Regions from separate parts of the Mus musculus genome. Here regions 1, 2 and 3 are each linked to region 4. A link is a loop called in an ENCODE intact Hi-C map of the cell type or tissue named here. Cell type or tissue: heart. All regions are shown on one strand. Region 1 holds the start of Mtif3 (mitochondrial translational initiation factor 3). Region 2 holds the start of Lnx2 (ligand of numb-protein X 2). Region 3 has its middle 3.6 kb from the start of Gm10858. Region 4 holds the start of Rasl11a (RAS-like, family 11, member A).

Evidence for each region. Peaks named below come from ENCODE experiments on the same cell type or tissue, not always from the same donor. Only the 100,000 strongest peaks of a DNase experiment are listed, where the experiment ranks them.
Region 1: a loop joins it to region 4, with 1.9 times the contacts of the local background. A loop is called at or near these places in 2 of 42 quality-filtered maps.
Region 2: it touches region 4 in a loop (1.8-fold over the local background); 6 of 42 quality-filtered maps call a loop at or near these places.
Region 3: it touches region 4 in a loop (3.0-fold over the local background); 15 of 42 quality-filtered maps call a loop at or near these places.

Annotation. Positions count from the first base shown.
Region 1 is chr5:146,961,732-146,966,731 of GRCm38, reverse strand. It overlaps Mtif3 (mitochondrial translational initiation factor 3), which reads left to right and starts at 2,935. Exons shown (of 4, transcript NM_001256102.1): 1 at 2,935-3,009. In heart, no CTCF peak of the experiment used is centred here; a DNase peak (open chromatin) is centred at 2,991; H3K4me3 peaks cover 1,682 bases; H3K27ac peaks cover 1,467 bases.
Region 2 is chr5:147,074,215-147,079,214 of GRCm38, reverse strand. It overlaps Lnx2 (ligand of numb-protein X 2), which reads left to right and starts at 2,643. Exons shown (of 10, transcript NM_080795.4): 1 at 2,643-2,797. It overlaps Polr1d (polymerase (RNA) I polypeptide D), which reads right to left and starts at 1,869. Exons shown (of 3, transcript NM_181730.4): 1 at 1,522-1,869. The coding sequence starts at 1,547. In heart, a CTCF peak has its summit at 2,651; DNase peaks (open chromatin) are centred at 1,764, 2,584 and 3,484; H3K4me3 peaks cover 4,166 bases; H3K27ac peaks cover 2,474 bases.
Region 3 is chr5:146,898,200-146,903,199 of GRCm38, reverse strand. No RefSeq gene overlaps it. Among named protein-coding and RNA genes, the nearest start is that of Gm10858, 3.6 kb to the right of the region's middle. In heart, no CTCF peak of the experiment used is centred here; a DNase peak (open chromatin) is centred at 2,679.
Region 4 is chr5:146,842,910-146,847,909 of GRCm38, reverse strand. It overlaps Rasl11a (RAS-like, family 11, member A), which reads right to left and starts at 2,839. Exons shown (of 4, transcript NM_026864.1): 1 at 2,570-2,839; 2 at 2,194-2,250; 3 at 1,991-2,070; 4 at 184-902. The coding sequence starts at 2,693. The coding sequence ends at 435. In heart, CTCF peaks have their summits at 2,750 and 3,464; a DNase peak (open chromatin) is centred at 2,789; H3K4me3 peaks cover 2,001 bases; H3K27ac peaks cover 1,631 bases.

The DNA.
Region 1 (5,000 bases), 120 kb before region 4:
CCACTTGTTCTGAAATTAATTTGAGAGAGAATTTCTGAAAGATTGTTTCCATGGAGACCTTCTTAGTAGAAGTGAATTTTGGAGAAAATACCATGGACTTACAGATCTGCTGACTTAATTAAACATTACATTCTGACAGGGCTTTTTATGGGAGCACAAGAGACAAACGTAACAGAGGCAGCAATGGGACCAGGAAATCTTAATATCTGTCCTTTTATGACCGACAAGCAGAAACTGTGCCTTGGCAAATAGGAGGATGAATGCAGCAAGGCAGTCTTGGGGGCAGGTTGCTTGTTTTACCTACTGTCTTTATTCAAGAGTCTCTGAATCCTGTCATAGCCAAGCTGAACCCAACGTTCCTAATGGTTGCTTAAAATAGGCCATCTCCCATTTCACCGTGGCTAGAGCAGAGTTCAGGATGTGAAAAAACAAGGCTAAAACAAGATGCTGGGCAGGAAGCTGCAGTTGCCAAGAATGTCTGTCTGATTAAATTTCTTGAACCACAACCTTATCAAAGGCTAAATCCTTTGTTCATCTGTTAAGTGCATCGTTGGTGTCTATTAGGTGTAACACATTCCTTTCATCCAGCTTACTGCACGTTTTCAGGGGCAGCGTCTCTTCCTCAGTCACTGCTTTGGCGGAAGGACATTAACCAAGTAGAGGGTTGTAACACCAGACTGGGTCAGGTTTCCTTTTTCTCTTTCTCCCCCCCCCCCCTCTTATTTTTCAGTACTGAGGGTAGAAGCTGGGCCTTGCTCATGCTAAGTAAGTATTCTTGCTCTGGGGTTGGGGATTTAACTCAGTGCTAGCAGGTACTAGGCCCTACACTTACATAAGAAATACATAAAACAAACAGTCTGGGTGGTGGGTTGAATATGCTTGGCCCAGGGAGTGGCACTATTTGGAAGTGTGGCCTTGTTGGATGAAGTATGTCAATGTAGGTGTGGACTTTAAGACCCTGGTCCTAGTGGCCAGGAAGCTTGTCGTCTCCTGTTTGCCTTCAGATCAAGATGTAGAACCCTCAGCTCCTTCTCCAGGGCCATGCTTGCCTGCAGGCTGCCGTGCTTCCTGCCATGATGATAACGGACTGAACCTCTGAACCTGTAAGGCAGCCCCAATGAAACCTTGTAGCTTATAAGAGTTCTTGGTCATTGTCACTGAATTATTTCCCCAGTCCCCTTCATTCTCTTTAAAAATCTTCTTAAAATCATTTTTATTTATGTTTATGTATGTATACGTGTGCCCATATCTCTGTGTGTACACCATGTGCGTGCAAGCACCTTTTAGGTAGTAAGAGGCCACTGGGGTTCTTGGAACTGGAGTTACAGGCAGTTCTGCATGCTGGGAACAGGATCCAGCCTCTCTGAAAGAGCAACACCCTCTTAACCACTGAACTATCATCCCTCCACTGAGCTATCATCCCTCCACTGAGCTATCATCCCTCCACTGAGCTATCCCTCCAGACTTCTTTTTACATTCTTGATTCTGATCAGGGTGTAATGATGGGACGAGTCATGTATCTTCTCCATGTTCAGTCTCCTCATCTATAAAATGGGCAATGATGGGGCTGGAGAGATGATGGCTCAGCGGTTAAGAGCACTGTTCTTCCGAAGGTCCTGAGTTCAAATCCCAGCAACCACATGATGGTTCACAACCATCCGTAATGAGATCTGATGCCCTCTTTTGGGGTGTCTGAAGTGTACTTATATATAATGAATAAATAAATCTTTTTAAAAATGGGTAGTGATGGCAGTGTATCATGAGGGTGTCTTGAGGATTAAACTAACTCAATACAGGCTAAGTGTTTAGAACTGTGGTGCTTATGGAAACTTTATCACAAATGTGAGCACTTACAACTGTTATGGACCTGTCTATCCAAGAGGTGGTCTCCACACTTTATTTGCACAACTATGCTTCTATCGTCCCATGGAGGACTAATGCTGGCAGAATAAAAAGTATCTGTAATTCTTCATTTCACTTAGGAATGGCTGACATGCAGAGCCCAGCCCTGGCCTTTGGATCATAAAGAATTGCTTCAGCTTTTGCCTGTCACAGATACAAGGCTCATGGGCCAGAGGCTGTGATCTGATGAAGAAAGGGAGACTTGGATGCGGCTCTAAAGCTATTTAAGGATGACCCAGGTTCCTCACCTGCAATAAAAGGATGGTATTTTGATGTACCAGTAATAGTTGCAATCAGATATTACCCTGATTGAGTTATTTGGTGAGGATTAAACAAGACAAGATGTATAAATTATATGTTATAGACACGTAGTCTGTAAATGAGGGACATTCAGCGGCTTCTCTAAGGAGTTCCCTGTTGAAGAATGGGGAAAAGCAGGGACTTAACGCCAAAGTAGGGGACAGTCAACAGCTTGGTAACAAGGGTGCAGGGCCCCAATAGCCTGAAAGTGCAACACCCAGGGGCTCGAAGTTTCTGACCATCCTCTTGCCTGACTCTGGCCAATGCGGTCAATCATCCCACATGTGGGTGGTCTGTTATGATTTCTCCCAGTTCTGACAGTAATCGAACCTGAATCCATCTCTTTTTCTCAGAAGAGAGCAATCTTGAGAGCGAGGGTTGCACCCTGCTACCCAGCTAGAGCTTCCACTAAACCAGATCCGCAGGTGGCAATAGTTTAACACCGCCCTGCAGTTGTCTAGCACTGTAGAAGGCATTATTCAACATTATTAATGTAACTGGCGGAAGCGATGCAGTGACTGTTCCAGGGACTCTATATTTTAGCGTTCACTTGGCCTTTGGAGCAGCAGGTTAGTAGCAAATCTCTCAGTTTCACTCAGGCCTGCTGCACGATTCTTTTTTTTTTTTTTTTTTTTTTTTTTTTTTTTGTCGGAGGGCTTTATTCCATTAGTGGAATCCGCAGGCCGCAGCTGCACCCTCCCTTTAAGGGACTCAGGAAGTTCCGCCTGCTACGGAAGCCGACGCGGTGCTCCGGCGGAGTCCAGGTACGGACCTGCTAGTTCTTCCTGCTCGCCTACCCCGGCCCAGGTAACGCTGAGGTGAGGGCTTGGCGACGGGGCTGAGGTGGGAATGCATGTCCTGGGAACATTCTGTGCAGAGAGCCCTCCGTGGACGTGGGGTGGCGGCAGCACCAGCCTTCGGAGTCGAGACCAGTTGCCGAGCTGCCAATAATCACTTGCTCGCCAGCCTAGCCAGTTTCGCTGTTTGTGTGCGCGCGCACGCTCCTTCCACGGATTTGGGGGGCAAGGTGGGGGCGTAGGACAACTGGCATCCTGGTGGCATGGCGTCCTGGTGGGCGTGTCTGCTGCGGACCCCTTGTGAGCGTTTTGGGATTTTTTTTTCCTTTAATTTTTGATGTTTTTGCAACAGGGTCTCACTATTTATCTCTGGCTGTCCTGAAACGCACTCGGTAGACCAGTCTGACCTCAAACCTATAGAAATCCTCCTGCCTCTACCTCCGAAGTGCTGGGATTAAAGGCGTGCACCGCTCGCCGTGTCAGGACTTTTGAAATTCCTTCCGGAATTGAAGGTGAGAGAATTCAGTCATAGGATGAAGCCAACGTCATTTTCGCAAAATATGGATTCTACTAGAACCCATCCTTTCCTTCGGGAGTGAATATAAGCCCTCAATATGTCAATGTGAGCTTGTGATTATGAAGTGTAACGATTCAGAAAAAAAGTAAAGAAATAAGTGGTAGAAATAAGCTCCCGTCAGGCCATATCCCGTCAGGAATAAAGCCTTATCCCTCGGAGGCAGAGGCAGAGGCAGGCTGATCTGTGAATTGGAGGCCAGCCTGGTCTCCATAGTGAGATCCTGTCTCAGAGAGAAGGAAAGAAAAAAGAAATCAGTATCATTAGGTTGAAGAGCTGCTCAGTAGGCAAGGCAGAGTTCAGTGTCTGGAACCTAAAGGTGGAAGGAGAAAACTCAGTCCACAAGGTTGTCCTTTGACCTCCACACTGGCACCATGGCATGGGTGCCCAGACACATCAGACAGACAGGCAGACAGACACACAAGCACCCTTACCCACTGAGCCATCTGGCTGGCCCTGAATCTTTGCTTAGTATTAGATAGTGTAGGCTGTGAGCATAGTCAACACGTTTCCGAGTTAACTGATACAGTTTCATAATTTTTAGTGTTGTGAAGGCTGCACTGATGAATAGTGTTAGTGTGTTTAGGCTCACTTTAGAAATTATTGGAACTCCCGTACTAATCACAAGCCATAATTTATTATTTATTATTACTGTTGTTGTTGATATTGTATTAGGAAACTCAAGTTTGGAACTCAAGTAGCAATTTTAAAAATAAAACATTGTAATACATTACAGCTTAGAGATACTCTAATTGGGTTCATACTGAAGAATGTTAGCAGAAAAGTATTGAAAGGTTTTTTTGTTTGTTTGTTTTTTGTTTTTGTTTTTTTTCGAGTCAGGGTTTCTCTGTGTAGCCCTCCTGTCCTGGAACTCTGTAGACCAAACTGCCCTTGAACTCAGAAATCCACCTGCCTCTGCCTCCCGAGTGCTGGGATTAAAGGTGTGCGCCACCACTGCCTGCCTGTATTAAAAGTTTTAAGAGCAGAAGACGGTGGGAACCATAAAACGTTGCAGTTGATATTCTGCTGGGGCCTTGAATTATCAAAACATGTGTGAGCTGTACTTGGCACTCATTGCCGTTTGAGACAGTGAGAACCTTGGAGATTTTGGTTTGACCAAAACTAGAGAAATAAGTAGATTAGTGTTACAGAAGTCTTCAGAATTTTACATTTGTAAAACCCTTACTTGTGGTTCTTTTACACACAGGCTGTGAAGCTAATGGTATGTATGTGTGTAGGTACATAGTAATATGTGTGCCCAGTTTGCTTTCTATTGCTTCGAGAACTACCATAGCAAAAAAGCAGACTACTTGGAGAGGAAAGGGTTGATTGGGCTAGCTGGTCCAAATCATAGTTCACCACTGAGGGAAGTCAGGGCAGGAACCTGGAGGCAGAAACCAAAACAAGACCACAGAGGAACACTGCTC
Region 2 (5,000 bases), 230 kb before region 4:
AAATCTATGATCAAAACCCCTACCTTGGCCCAATTATCTGTTTGCTCACTTTTAGTGTTGGTTCAATTAAGAGGGTGACACCATCCTTGGGGTTCATCTAGGTTCAAGGAAGAGAAACCACTCAAAACTAGTTTAAACAAAAGAGAGAATTTATTAGGCAAATATACTTGCAGAGATTCCAACAGCTGTATGGGTCAATAGCTAGAGCCACATTTTCTTTCCTACAGGACAGTACATGCTGCAATCACAATTCTGGGTTCTGCACCATCCTGAGGGTGGTCCTGCTTGTACCCTGCACGAGGGACTAGAATGTGGGCTCCTTTTTGCTTGCCTTTTTAGCTTTATAGTCCTTTATGCTGGCCTCAAACTTGACAAGCACATGCTGGCAGACATTCAAGAGCTCATTCAGGCCTTTCTGAAACGGCTCAACAGCTGGAAGGGCACCCCGGGTCTGAATTCGCAAATTAATTTTGCTCTCTGAAGGATGGGTCGTAGTGTAACCACAAAATTCCACTTCCGGGTTCTTCATGATTATGTACCGCAGACAGTTTCCTAGTGTATGGTCCTCCTCGTGCAGGACAAATGTCACACACTGTCTATCTGTTCCAGCTGCCTGGACCATTTCCAGGGCTGTCTTCCTCTCGCCTTCAGCCATTGAGGTCTTCAATCCTGATATTTTTCTACACACATATTTTTTTTGTAAGAATAAGATCACATGGAATATCGTTTTCTGATTAACTTTTTATGATTCACTGCCTCATTCTCCTGCCTCCACACTTCTAGCCATAGATATTTAACTCCAGTTTTTCCCTACTTCATTTGACTCCAGCAAAGAGGGGGAGGGGTGTCATCTCAGAAAAAAAAAAAAACCCCACCAAGTTAAATGTTTGCAAAATCTTTCTTGGGATAGAGCAAAAGAAAGGGGCAGAGTTACAATAGGGTAGGCCCTGCTGCAAGATGAAAAGGGAGTTGACAGGTATAAAAAACACGATTACTTTAGCATAAAAATGGCAACCACAAGTTATCAGGGTGGCAGGCTCAGTTACGGCTCCCATTTGAAAGAGGTAAGGAAACTACTAAGTTAAAGGAAGTGAAAAGTTTAATAGGAGGGAGAATTTGGTGGACAGAGAGAATTTACGAGCAGTCTGCACAGAGCGGAGTTGCAGTAACTTTAGCCAACTTAAACACGCCAGGCCCGCCACTCGGGACGGCTGGCCCGGTGCGTGACCTTACAACGAGGCAGTTCTAATGGGGGTGGTGGCAGTTTGGGACTTACAGCATGATTCCCAACTTCTCTCCCCTCCCGGATGGCTAGCATCCCTCTGGGCTTTTCTGTTACAAATAAACCCACGGCTCCTCCCTCTTCCCAACCCGGCCCGCTCTACTCTCTCTCCTTCCTTCCCCAGCGCCTGGGGTCAGGCCTAGCCGCCACGCCGGGCCGCAGTCGGCCGCGTGCCCCTTCGCCACCCGCTTCGCTGGCCCGACCCGCCGCCCCACTCCACTCTTCCCCTCCACCCTTACCTCTCCAGCTCCTGATCGTCTTCCATCGCGGGAGGTGGGGGTGGCGGCTCCAGGAAATCCTCAGGTGGCGCTGGCGAAATGGAAGCTCTTCCCCATGTCGCGAAAGGTGCGGGACAAGGCAGGAAGGAAGAAACCACCGACGGAAGAAGCGGATGACGGAAGGAGGGGGGCGGAGCCGCAGCGGCGCGGCAGGGCCCTCTGTGGGCGGGGCTAAACCGGGTCCCGCCCCCGACCACGCCCAGGCGCGGGCAGGACGGTTCACCTGGAACTGCGGAAGCTAAGCCAGCTGCCGGGCACAGCCAGCCGGTCCCCAAGTGCCACTGAAGAGCATAGGCTCTCACCTGTCGCCCCGAGACACCTGCTATTTAAAAAGAGTCAGAGTCGGATCTCTGGCCTGCTAGGCTCTCCAGGAACCCGACTGCCCCAGGGCTGGCTATTCCCAGGACTTGAGTCCTCAGGGGCCTTTCATGGGGCACCTTGAAAAAGCAGAGAGACTGTTGTGCAGAGATGACTCTCCTGACGATACTGTGGGTTTTAAAAATTTTTCTCCCTGGGGTGCAAATGTACATCTCCACTAGGTGCAAGGGCTGCGATGGTCTTTCTTTTGCGAGAGAAGTGAGAGTTTGGAGCACCGCCCTCCTTCCTCGGGAGCTCACGCTGTGGGACTGGCAGCTCCTTTTCCCTTTGATCCCAAGGAACCGCCCTTCTTCTCAGGTGCATCCTCCCAGCTCCCACCTGACCCTGGCCAGGCTGGGTCCCCGCCCCACCCAGCTGTCCCCTCGCCCTGCACACCTACACGTCAGCCGCCCCCCGCCACCTGTTCTCCCTCAGCCTGGTCCCGCAGCCCTCCCCTCCCTTCAGCTGTCCCACGCCCGGCGCGGCGCTCCAGGGGTGCACGCAGACACTTCCCGAGCGTTTTCTCTGTGTGTCTGAGAGGGAGAATCCGGCCGGGAGCGATGGCGGAGGGCGGAACGCGCTCACTCTAACACGGGGGTGATGAGCAGGGCCGACTCGGCCCCTCGAACTCCTTGATTGGTCGAGAGGCTCCGAGCCCGCTCTTAGTCCCGCCTTTGTCCGCCGTTGATTGGCTCAGGTGCGTGTCGGGTTGGGCCTCTGCGCTCGCCCCCTAGGGGAAAGGCAGCAGGGGCGGTTGAGAAGTAAAGTCTTGGCCGGACTTTGCTTCTCGCCAGGAAATCGGCGGCGGCGAGTCCCAGCGGAGCGGAGCCGGGCGGCGTCCTCGTCAGCGCTCCCGCGGGGAGCCCGCCGCTTTCCCTCAGTGAGTTACTTCGCCTCAGGTGCGGGCGGTGACGGGGTGTGGCGTCAGGGTAGGGGGGACCATCTGGGGGACCGCTGGGGGCCGCGTGCTGTCTGGCCCGGCCCGGTGCGGGTGCGGGTTCCAGGAACCCCGATGCAGGTCTGCGCGCCTCTCGCTTTTCAAGACATGGAGGTTTGGGAACGAGTTCTTGCACTTTGCGTCTGCACGTTGTCTGGAGCCAGAGTGGCGCTAGCTAGTTGCCCTCTGGTTTTGTTTCCTGGAAGGGATGAGCAGAGAGGCACCCTCCTCCTTGCCCCAGCCTGTTGCGGGGGAATTCTCACCTTTCTCTTCAGATTTGACATGTTTGGGAGCGTGGGGGGTATAATTTCCAAAATATGAGTCCCGATTTGGAAGCATTTGCGCACAAAGCACCTCTTGGGAAAGACATCGCTGGCTTTTCAAAGCTTTCTGCCACGTTTCACGCAAGGACTTTTTAATGGAGTGTTCTAGTATTTCCGTTTGCATTTAAGAGTGTGTGTTTGCCAGGAGCCTTAAGGACGCTTCCGCGTGGCTTTATCGAATCAATTTTTCTTCTTCTCACTCTGTAGCCTTGGCTAGCCTGGAACTCACGGAGATCCGCCTCTTTCTTGAGTGCTGTAGGGTTAGAAAGGCGTGTGCCCCACACCCCGCCAATTTTTCTTTGGGGAAAAAAAAAAAAAAGCCCAGAAACCAATGGCAAGGGTAGTTGGAGGCAACCGTGAGCTCCAGTTTATCCAAACTGCCTTCACTTTAAGAATGTCACATTCTTTTCAGTCACAGTACTTAGACATTGGCCTCCTTCCCAGGACACAATTTGCGTTTTCTCTAGCCTGTTCAGTGACATAGCACAGACGCAGGATCTCAGTAGGTCAGTCCTGTTTGCTTTGATAGGTTTGAAAACCCTCCCCCACCCACCCACCTTTGGAGAAAAGGACTTTGGCAGGTAAAGAAGGAAGATGGGGGAATCTAGTGTCCTATTTGGCCGGCAGATCATTGTTGAGCTAACAAGGTTTTGCCGTTTTAGCCTGTCCAAATTCCATGTGAGTTTTCCCAAAGGGGTCAAATGTAGGCCAAGTCAAAGCAGCTCTAGAGTCACATTGTTTTTAATTCAGTCCATCCACTAAGTCCAAGGTTTGTTCCTCTAAGCTTCAAGTTTGAGCCTTTTCGTTGTATAAACATTTAGCTACTCCGTGTCTACTCCGCTTTCCAGACTTTGGTGAAAGGGAATTTCTTGCCCAGAGTTGTCAGTGTCTGTATACTTCTTAGTCCATTACCTGAAAGGAAATTGAACAAAGTGATGTGGGAACTTAAAATCATTTCTGCCTAGAATGTGCCAGAGAAATCCTAGGCAGTCTTCAAATTGGCACGGGCTTTCTCTGGGAGCATCCTAAATGCTTATAGCCATAAAGTGCGACATCATCTGCTGTGCATATGGTTGGTCTGAAGGACTTGATGTTTGGGGCTAAAGCAATGGGGGTTGGGGGCTGGTTTGTTGTTTATCTTAGGGGTTCATGGTACATTGTACAAGTGGACCCTTAGATATCTGTTGAAATAATAAAAAGAAAGGATTTTGTGTAATTCCTCAAGACGTTTGGACACTTCATCTGGTCAGTGAGAGTGAGGTGTTCATTTCAAGCAGGAAGATGCTGTGGTAAGATTTGCATTCCATAAAGATAACTGCAGCAGGCTGGAGGACAGTGGGGGCCAGGCAGTAGGTGAGACTACTACATAGTCTCCGTGCATATAATATGTGTTTGCAAAGGGTTTATTACCCTCTCTTTGTTCTTTAGCGGTTTTTAGTCTGGTAGGATTTGGAAACCCGAAAAAATAAAAACAGTTTTGGCCCTGGCTCAGTAAAACCTCAGCCAGAGCTTGTCACCACCAGTCTGAAGAAAGCTGGTGTGGCATTCAGGAGGGGTGGACTCATAGGTGAGTGACTAGGTAGGAGTAGTGAAAGATGATCCCTGGTTTTGTTAGTTTGTTTGTCTGTTTTCTGTTTTTGTTTTAGAGACAGAGTTTTACTCTAACTGTCCTGGAACTCACTCTGGAGACCAGGCTGGCCTCAAACTCACAGAGATCCGCCTGCCTCTGCCTCCCAGAGCGCTGGGATTAAAGGCATGCACCACTATGCTCTGTGATTCCTGTTTTTTTGGGAGGTGAGGGGGCAGGGAGGGACTAGTTAAGC
Region 3 (5,000 bases), 55 kb before region 4:
CCATGGGAACGGTATCTTTCCTACCCTCATTCCTTTGGGATGCTTCTTAGAAAACCTCCCAACCGTACACCTGAAACCTGGCTTGAAGGGCCCTCGGGTCCAATCAAATTGGGCCTCAATATCCCTAAGACAATTTTTAAAAAAGATTTATTTATTATTATATATAAGTCCACTGTAGCTGACTTCATACACACCAGTAGAGGGCATCAGATCCCATTACGGATGGTTGTGAGCCACCATGTGGTTGCTGGGATTTGAACTCAGGGCCTCCAGAAGAGCAGTCAGTGCTCTTAACTGTTGAGCCATCTCTCCAGCCCATATCCCTAAGCTAATTAATCAATATGAATATCTGCCTAAAGCCACCCTTGATCTTAATATTAATCAGTATGTTTATAAATACTATCTATGAGCGATCGGAGAAAAGGACATTTCCCCATTCCTTATTTCTCCTTTCTCCAAACCCTCTTTGTCCCCCGCCCAACCCCCACTCAATGGAAATGTCCTGACTTCTAACTTACCATCAATGGCTCTGGTACTGCAGAGTTTGTTGCAAGGTGGGAGCCAGAAGCCCAACCCAGCAGGATGGGGAGAAAGCAAAGAGTAGCCCAGCTACAGCTTGCACACAGCCAGTCAGTCACTCCTCGCTGGCTGGTCAGTCTCTCAGCTCCCTCCTGTAGGGTCCTCTCTCCCTAGTCAAACCTCATTGGTTCCCAATCTCCAGGCCTGCTCCGTTCTCACCTAACTAGATTCGGTTTGACAGGATTGCAGGTGTCTTTAGGTCTGAGTAGCATCAGACTGTTTTACGCTGATTTTAGAGTTGGGTATGGCTTCCCCTCGCCTAGACCCAAGTATGCTTGTTTAAAGGTTTCCTTCAAAATCTCTGTCCCATATCAGGCAAACCACCTATGTGACAGAGAAAGGAGAGAAATCAGTATAAAGGGACAGACGACTCACAGTAGGGACTATGGATGGCTACTCATCTCTACTCTGTAGGCTTTGATTTCATTCTCTAAACTTGCTAAGGTATATGATTAAAACCCTGTAAGTCCCTCACAAAGGGGTTAACTTAAAGCATGTGACACTAGGGTAGATAGCTAACAGTCTATGCCTAGGAAGCGAGTTGCTTGTTGCCAACTCGGTCACGGTCCCCCATCAGGATGGAGGCAGCCACGTGGCTGACAGCCATCTTTGCTAGCATTTGAAAGGATGGACTTTGCCATGTGACCTCACTCCTGTTCTGATTTAAAAGCTGACTGAATGGCATAAGCCAATCAAGGAAAATAGCCCCTCCTAGCTGTGAGGCCCAAAGCAGATAAAACTTCCACTATTTTCCATCACACTCACAAACCCCAATCGGGTGCCTTCCCTTCATCTTCAGCCTCCTGACCTCTCCTCCTCTCCCCTCAGTAATAGGTTGCCCACCAGTCAGGGCTGATGCAGTTCCAGACCAGGACTCCAAATGGGATTACAATACCCCAGGGAGCATCCTAGCCAGGAATTAAGTAATAACTTTGCCTTCTGGCCAATCTCCACAAAGCTGCCCTTCAGGCAGTAAATTATGAAACATCCCAAAAGATCATCCAAGATAAATATAAAAATTCATCACAATTCCTAGACCGCCTTCCAAAGGCCCTCCTACAATACACTAACCTGGATCCTGAGCCCTCAGGTGGAAAGCAACTCCTATGAGCTGCTTCTTTTTCTCAGAGTTCCTCTAATATTAGGACCAAACTTAAATGTCTATAGAAAGGACCCCCGACTTCTCAGGCAAAAAATCTTAACTGTGGCCTTCAAGATGTACCATAGAAGAGATGAAAAAGCCCCCCAAACAATAATACCCAATGTTGACCTAGGGGCTCTCATCTGGCCAAAGGAAAAGTCCAGGCTCCCTGGTCTAAGACCCTCCACATCCCTGTTTCAAATGTGGTCAGGAGTGTCACTGCGCTCAGGCCTGGCCTTCTCCTGTAAACCATCCAGACCATGTCCAAGGTGCTACCAAAAAACACTGGAGTGTTGCCTGCCTGCTCCATACCCCTGGTGGCATGTGGACATCAAACCCTGACCACCTTTCAGCCAATCTCCTTGGTCTAGCCATGGACAACTGAAGGGGCCAGGACTCCCTTAGCCTGACCACTGCCTGGGACTCCTAGGTAATTATCGCAGTATCAGGGTGTCAGCCTCCTTCCTTTTGGACCCCAGAGCCACTGTTCCAGTCCTGACAAAATTCTGGGCATCCGCATCTCTTTCTGTTCCTCTATCATGAGAGTAGGAGGACAGCCTTACCAGGCTCACCACCCCCCCCCCCACTTAGCTGTATTCTTAGGGGTATCTCTCTTACCCGTTCCTCTCTAGTGAATCTAACTTGTCCCATCCCTTTGCTTTCAAAGGACCTAGCCAAAATGGGAGCTTCGGTTTCTTTTGCTCCCCACATCTGCTTGTCTCCAGGCTCACCAGTCATTCCCTCTTCCAGACTGTACACTTGGACACACGTGCTCCTCTCCCACCCCTTCCTGTCCCCCCCACCCCACCCCCCCCCACCCCCGACCTCCAAGGAGCTGCAGCTTCCTTACGCCCTTCTGGGCCTCTATAACCTTAGCTCCATCCTGGGAGTTGCACAGCTCCTCCATTCCCTCCCAGGCTTCTTTGTCTCTCAGCTCCCACTGGGAGCTTCTGGAAACTCTCCAGCAGAGTTCATTCTGCCGCCCTTCTTCTCTTCCTCCACAGACTCGGATTTGATGTAAGCCTCACTCTGTTCCCACAAACAGCTTGGCCTCGGTACAGTTTACATGGCTGAAACTGGCATGCCTGGTTTCCAATGATGGCAACTTCCGTCACTGCACAAACAAATGATCCACCCTTTATATTTTAATAAGGGTCCATGTCACCCCAGATGGGAGGTGGGGGGACACTGGTAAGCTCGACTACAGCACTTACCACAGCTGCCCATCAGGCACAATTCAAGTACAGAGGACAAGCATCCCATGCTCCCAAAACCCTAGGAATAGACATGGTAAAAGAAGTGGCTTGAAGCACCTGGAAGGTCCTCATACTCATAACATTATTATTGATAATATTGATCCCGCTTCCCTGTCATACCATCTTGGGTTTCAGACCTTAACCTCTGTGTATCAGCTAGATTTACTAACAGCAGAGAGAAGTGATTTTGTCACTTCCTTGGGGAGGAATGCCACCTTTATGTTAACCAATAAGGTATAGTGAAAGACAAGATCCAACTCTTTAGTCAGATGGAAAAACAAACAAAAAATCATAAGAAACAGCTCGATGCCTCTGGCCAGTGGATCATTGGCAGTCCAGTACGGGATGCAGATATTATCCTTTTTAACCCTCTTCCTCTCCTTGGCTTACTAATTACACCCTTCCTTATAAACTTGTTTAAACTCTCCAACAACAAATACAACAGATTTCCAGTAAGACCTTTATCCAGTCATAATTACAGGATCACTGATCCCTAGTTACAGAGCCAGAGGCCTGCAACACCCAACTGTATCCTGAGAAAGACAATCGAATGCTCCAAGGACTCCAATGCCCCTGGCCAGCAGGAAGCAGCCAGGTGAAAGACTTCCCTCTTTCTCACCTCTCCCTTTCTAACCAGCCTTAAACAAAAAGGGGGGATTATAGTCCTGAGCTGAGCACCACAAAAGCAGATGTGCCACCAAAGCCATCAGGGTAGCCCTGGTTCTCTCCTTCTCACCCCACCCTACAGCTACTGCAGAAGAATGGCCCACAGGAGCTGTCCAAAATGGCGGCTCCTGTCAAAATGGCGGCCCATCTCCTGAGCCTGGAGCCATCACAGGAGCTTCAGGAACTGTTCACGGTGGCTCACCTCTCCTGCCTCAGTCTACTGCCAACTTGAAGAGCTGTCCACAGTGGCAGCACCTCCTCACCAGCTCCCCCAACTCTCACTCCCCCAGCAGCCCCACAGAGATGGCACCTCAGCAAAAACTGGTTGCAGCTTGGAAAGACTTCCCACTCTAACCCACAGGCCTGGTGCTCTCTCTCTCTTTCTTCTTCTTCTTCTTCTTCTTCTTCCTCTTCTTCTTCCTCTTCTTCTTCCTCTTCTTCTTCCTCTTCATCATCATCTTCTTCTTCCTCTTCTTCTTCCTCTTCATCTTCTTCTTCCTCTTCTTCTTCTTCTTCTTCTTCTTCTTCTTCTTCTTCTTCTTCTTCTTCTTCTTCTTCTTCTTCTTCTTCTTCCTCCTCTCTCTCTCTCTCTCTCTCTCTCTCTCTCTCTCTCTCTCTCTCTCTCTCTCTCTCTCTCCCTGTTCCCATGTGTTCTTGGCAGGTCTCTCTCCATTCCTGTCCTTCTCTGTCCCCCTCCCCCCCCCCTTCTCTACCCTCACGGCTCTGCTCCCATCTGTCTGCCTCTACCTGTCTTCTGGGTCCTCATTCTTTTCCCTTCCCCCAAATAAACTTTCTTTATATCAGATTTGTTTCATGGCATGATTTCTCAGAGGGCATCTTGGCATGGGCCCGCCAGGTACACACCCCCCTCCTGCTGTATCGTATCTCATAACAAAGTCCTCCAGGATGGAAACCCTGGCATTCTTCTGCCTCTTCTCTAATAATTAGTGTGGCCCTCAGCCTCTAGCAAATTCATTACTAGTGGCTTCCTGTCCTGACAGGGATCCCCAGGTCCTCATAAACCACAGCACTGCTGGGGCCAGGTTTTGCCAGCCCACCCTTCTGCCTTGGCTGTAGGTTGGGCGAAAAATCAAGGCCAATGAAGTTGACCTAAAACCCCAGTCCCCGTGGCGGCTGCAGCTACCAACAGCCCCTGGAGCCTGCGGATGTGGCCCCTGTGCTGTGGGGTACAATACTCTTCATACCACCGAGACATGAATGTCTCATTGTGCTCCTGGCCGACAAAACCAAACCAAACCAAACCAAAAACACAACCAGGTGCGGCGACCCAGAGTTTTTCAGAAGGCCATCCCTGCCCTGGCCCAGCCCGTGTGTTCTCTTCTCAGCCCCATGTGTCC
Region 4 (5,000 bases):
ACTTATTCAAACCCCTTTTCCCTCCTCCACATACCTCTCTCGCACACCGCGAACTCCCTCTGCATGCCCCCCTCCCTACAGCAAGACACCAATCGGAGTTCAGACTCAAGGCCAAGCATTAAGCACTTCTGGGCTCTGGTGCAAGCAAGATTGCTATAAAAAGACATTCAGAAAACAAGGAATAGTATTGCCATTTTGCCTTTAATGGAAGAGTGGCTAACAGTTACAGTAAAAACAAAAAAACAAAAAAAAAAAAACACATTTAAAAAAAATCCATTGTTTGAATTTTCAGAAATATACATACACTTGAAAGCCAATAAAGTCATTATAAAAATAAACTCTGAATATGTTTTAAAGGGGGAAAGGGCCAGTCTTTGTGGCTGCACAAATGTCTAGTAGTAATAATAGCAACCCGCCAGTCTATCTGAGCTGGATCACCCCAGGGCGGAGGACGCTTTCGCTTTGGAGGACAGGGCCTGCCTGAAGCGCCTCTTCAGGTCCTGCATGTTGGGGGATCGAGGCCGGGGAATGACGGATGCCCTCCTCCGTTCCCCACCGAGTCTGTGCACCTTGATCACTTCTTTGCAGAGATGTTGGAACACATCACAGACGTCTTCGTAGTTCTCACTAGTAGAAATTTCAAGGAAGAGACTGCCCAGCTCATTAGCTAGCTGAAGGCCTTCGTGTGTCTGCACCTGCCGGGCATGCAAAAGGTCTCCTTTGTTTCCCACGATGAAGATGGGGGCTTTTCCATCAGGGTGGACCTTCCGGATGTGCTGGTAAAGGGGCCGGATGGATTGGTAGCTCTCATAGTCTGTTATGGAATAAACCAGCAGAAAGCCCTCTGCCCAGTGCACACTTTTGGTCAGAGAATCCACCATTTGACTGAGGCTGTCTTGGGCCTGGGAAAAAACAAAATGGAATCTGGTCAAAGAAGCTCAAACATGACACCGGAGTAGCCCCTGTAGGAACACTGGACAGAGAGATCACTGAGTATTGCTGTCTGGCTCTCCCTAGCTTCTACAAGAGGCTTTCTGCAGAAAGCCTCAGACAAGTGCTCAACCTGGATTATTTTCTGAGCTGGCCTGGATGTAGACTGGTAACCTACTTTTTCCACAGGCAGTCTCCAGTGAACTCTAACCACTTAAGAATAATTACAGACCAGAACGGCTTCGTTTTCAGGGAACTAATTCATAACAAACAAAACCCTGGAAACAGCCCAACATAAATATCTATTCCCAAGCCCATAAAAAAATATTTTTAGCAGTCAACTTCTTGAGAATGTTGCAGAAACAAATTCCATTCTCTGGGCTCTCCACTCAACCTTTTCCTCCCTAGAAGGGCTGAGCAATTAGTTAAGTTGCATTCCACAGTGATAGCCAAAAGGTTATCTGATTGCAATTACTGGCTTGAGAAAACATTCCCTAGCTTTTTTTGGGGGGGGGAGAGGGGGACAGCCCTAGCCAGGACGCAAACCCCACTCCCTCCAGAATCCCACCTACTCCATGCTTTTTTCAGTGTGGTGCTGGAACCCAGGAATCCTTACTACTGAACTGGACCCTTAGTTCCAAGGCTGTGGTTTTTAGATTGTCCCAGGATGTGCTCTGAAAGTGTCAATGCCCGCCCGCCTAGGCAGCTCGGGCACCAGTGGTCAGTCAGGGCTACTGCTGGGAGGGGGTGGCTCAGCCTGTAATCCCAACACTTGGGAGGCTGAGGCATCAAAGATTATAAGGAGTCCAAGCAAACCTGAACTACAAACCAGCCAGGGCTACACAGCAATCTTTAAAATAATTAACTAATTATAATTAGCATTTAAGAGGAAACTAGTTCTAATCAACCATTTCTTGCCACCTAGGAGGGCATCCAACATCCCAACCCTCAGCACACCTTGTGTGCCCACACCTACATATTGGGCATGCTGAGACATCTCACTGAGATCCTGGAGCCAAACACCTCAGCCTGCACCACATACCCTCCTGACAGTCCTTACCTGAATGCCTCCCGGAGTGTCCTGGATCTGTAGGGATAGCTGGTCCCCCTCCACATAGACGAGTCTCGAATACAGTTTGCCTGTACAACGAAGAGGAATTTGCATCTAAGTTCCCACGGCCCCATGAGCAAAATAAAGAGAGAGGGGTGGGGAGGGCAAAGAGATACAAGTACAAGAGCCAGGAAGCACGGAAACATTCTTGCCTGTGTTGGGTTCGTAGTCGCCGATGAATCTCTTGGTCAAGAAGCGCACAATCATTGCTGAAAAAATAAAGTAGGAAAATCAGCTGAAGAAGTGGGTCAAGCTGTTCCAAACTGGGCCCTCAAAGGAACAGCACGCGTCCCCCCAGGTTCCCGGGACAAAGCCCCGCCACCGCGGAGTGCCTTTCCCCGCGGAATGTGATGGACCGGACTAGAGCGACACTCAACAGGCACCAACCCCGTCCAGAGCTCAGAAATGGACCTCTGAAGCAACAGGCAGGGGTCTTCCTGCATCCCGGCATCCCGGCATCCCGGCATCCCTGCGGGTGAAGACCCTCCGCTGTCCCTGGGCGGCTTTGCGCGCCTTTGTCCCACTTACCGCTCTTGCCCACACAACCCGCTCCCAGCACGGCCAGCTTGATGTCCTTGGGCAGGAGGTAGTCAGAGGAGGACTCCGGGATGGGGGCCAGCAGAAAGTGCCCAGACATGGTGAGCGGCCGCATGGGCGCGTCCCGAGACCGCGTTGCACGAGAGCCGCCTGGATACGCGCGGACACAACAGCGCCGGGATGTGGCGCGGCCAGCGGTGCTGCCCAGGCTCTTGGATTTTAAAGAGCTCCGGGAGCGCGGTGGCTGCCTCTGGCGCCTCCTTTTCCCCGCCCCTTCCTGGAAGGGTGGGAGCAGCGCCCGAGCAGGGGACTGTCACCCGCGGGCGTGCGCTCCTCAAGGCTGCCTGACGCGCTCTGCCCGCCCAGCTGCGCGGGTTCCTCCCGGTGCAGCCCAGGGGAGGCCTTTGCTCAAATTGTATTTGCCGTGTCCTGGAGGCAGCCTCCAGTCTGGAGCACCAGCCTAGAGCATGAATCTGAGCCACCGAAAGAGCAAAAGTTTCAATTGGCTGGATGTTTCTAGGACAATGGGAAAGAGATCCCTTTTTGTGTCTTTGTCAAACAGTCCTAATGAGAACCCTGATTTTGATCTTCAGCATCCTGTACACTGAGTGTGGTGGCACACTGGCATGCTATCCTAGCGCTTAGCGGGTAGAGGCAGGAGGGTCAGAAGTTTAAGGTTATTCTTGGTCACATAGAGGGTTTGAGTTCAAGGCCAGTTTGGACTACGTAAAACCCGGTCTCAAATATAAACAACTAAAAAATTTAAAAGGGTCCTGAGGGGTGACATCACTGAGGAAATGGGTAGAGCCAGGGCAAGGTTCCTAATTAACTAATTGAGTATGAATCAAGGTAATTGCAGTCACTTCCCTGTGAACTCCCTTAGGGGGCAGTCATGCCCACAGCTCAGCATCCAAACACAGCCCCTTTCTGCTGTGAACAGATTTACTCAAATTCAATGAGCAACACACTTGGGGCCTGGACCTACCTTACTATTCAAAGATTTCCTGGTAGGTACATGGTGGAACTCAGGATAGGGCGTGGGGAGAAGGGCCCAGAAGATAAACATGGCCTTGTTCTTGGATGCCACCATGACAAGGCTGTGTTTTAGTCTCATCTGCCCAATTGTCTAGACAGTCCTACCCTCATTCTTTCCCTTTTTCCTTCTTAGTTTTATCAGGTAGCTTGAACGGCATGACAAATCACACAGAACTCAATGGCTCGCTCCAACAGACTTTTCTTTCAAAAGATTTATTTACTTTCATGGGTATTCTATCTGCATGTACACCTGCATGCCAGAAGTGGGCATCAGATCCCATTATAAATGGTTGTGAGCCATTATGTGGTTGCTGGGAATTGAACTCAGGACCTCTGGAAGAGCAGCCAGTGCTTTTAACAGCTGAGCCATCTCTTCAGCCCCCCTCCCTCCCCTTTTTCCCCAGACACTGCCCCCGATGCCACATACTCCTGTTCTTCCTAATCTATGCCAGGCTCTGACAAGCTTGATTGAGCTCTCTGAGGCCATAACTGAGAAGTTATGAGCCCTAGGGAAATAGGCTGAGTTGCTCCATCACCAACTCACTCAAGTTTGGCTCATTGGGGAGTTTGGCAAGGCTTGTCCCCAGAGTGGCAGAGCAGAGCCCCAAGACGGTGAGGGAAAGTAGACAAGACCTCTGGAGGCTGGGTGGCTCTAGGGCAGAACCCATCATTCCTGGTGCACTCTGTTGACCAAAGCAAACCCTGATGCCAGCATGAGTTCAGAAGGTGGAGAAATGATGCTTTAGCCCTTTAAGGTCAGAGCAGCAAGCCATATTGGAAAAGGGCTAGCACGTAGAAAGTGACAGACAACTAGGTCTAGTTTTGCTGTCGAACATGCCAATAAATGGGCTTCCATACACGAAGTAGCCCAAGCCAGGTTCTGTGACTCCTCCTTGACCCCAACCTGTCCCGTCGGTTGTGGCTGTTTACGTTTAATGATTTCTTCTGTGCACACACACACACACACACACACACACACACCATTTGGCTGACCTTCGGAATGATTAAATAGATGGGCATTGACTCTACTGTTTGAAATGGAATAGCCAGCTGGTCAGTGGTGGAGCACGCCTTTAATCCCAGCACTTGGGAGGCAGAGGCAGGTGGATTTCTGAGTTTGAGGCCAGCCCGGTCTCCAGAATGAGTTCCAGGACAGCCAGGGCTACACAGAGAAACCCTGTCTCAAAACGTGTCCCCCCCCCCCAAAGAAATGGAATAGCCAAAAGTCTTGTATATATCTGTTGTTCTGACGATCCTGGAAAAAGATGTTCCAAGAGAGGCCTGCCATAGTTAAGTGGTACAGGACTGTAATCTTTTCACAAGGCAACCATTTCCCACTAATGTTCACTTTAGCCGGAGAGACATGAAGCAGGGCCTTCCTAACTGG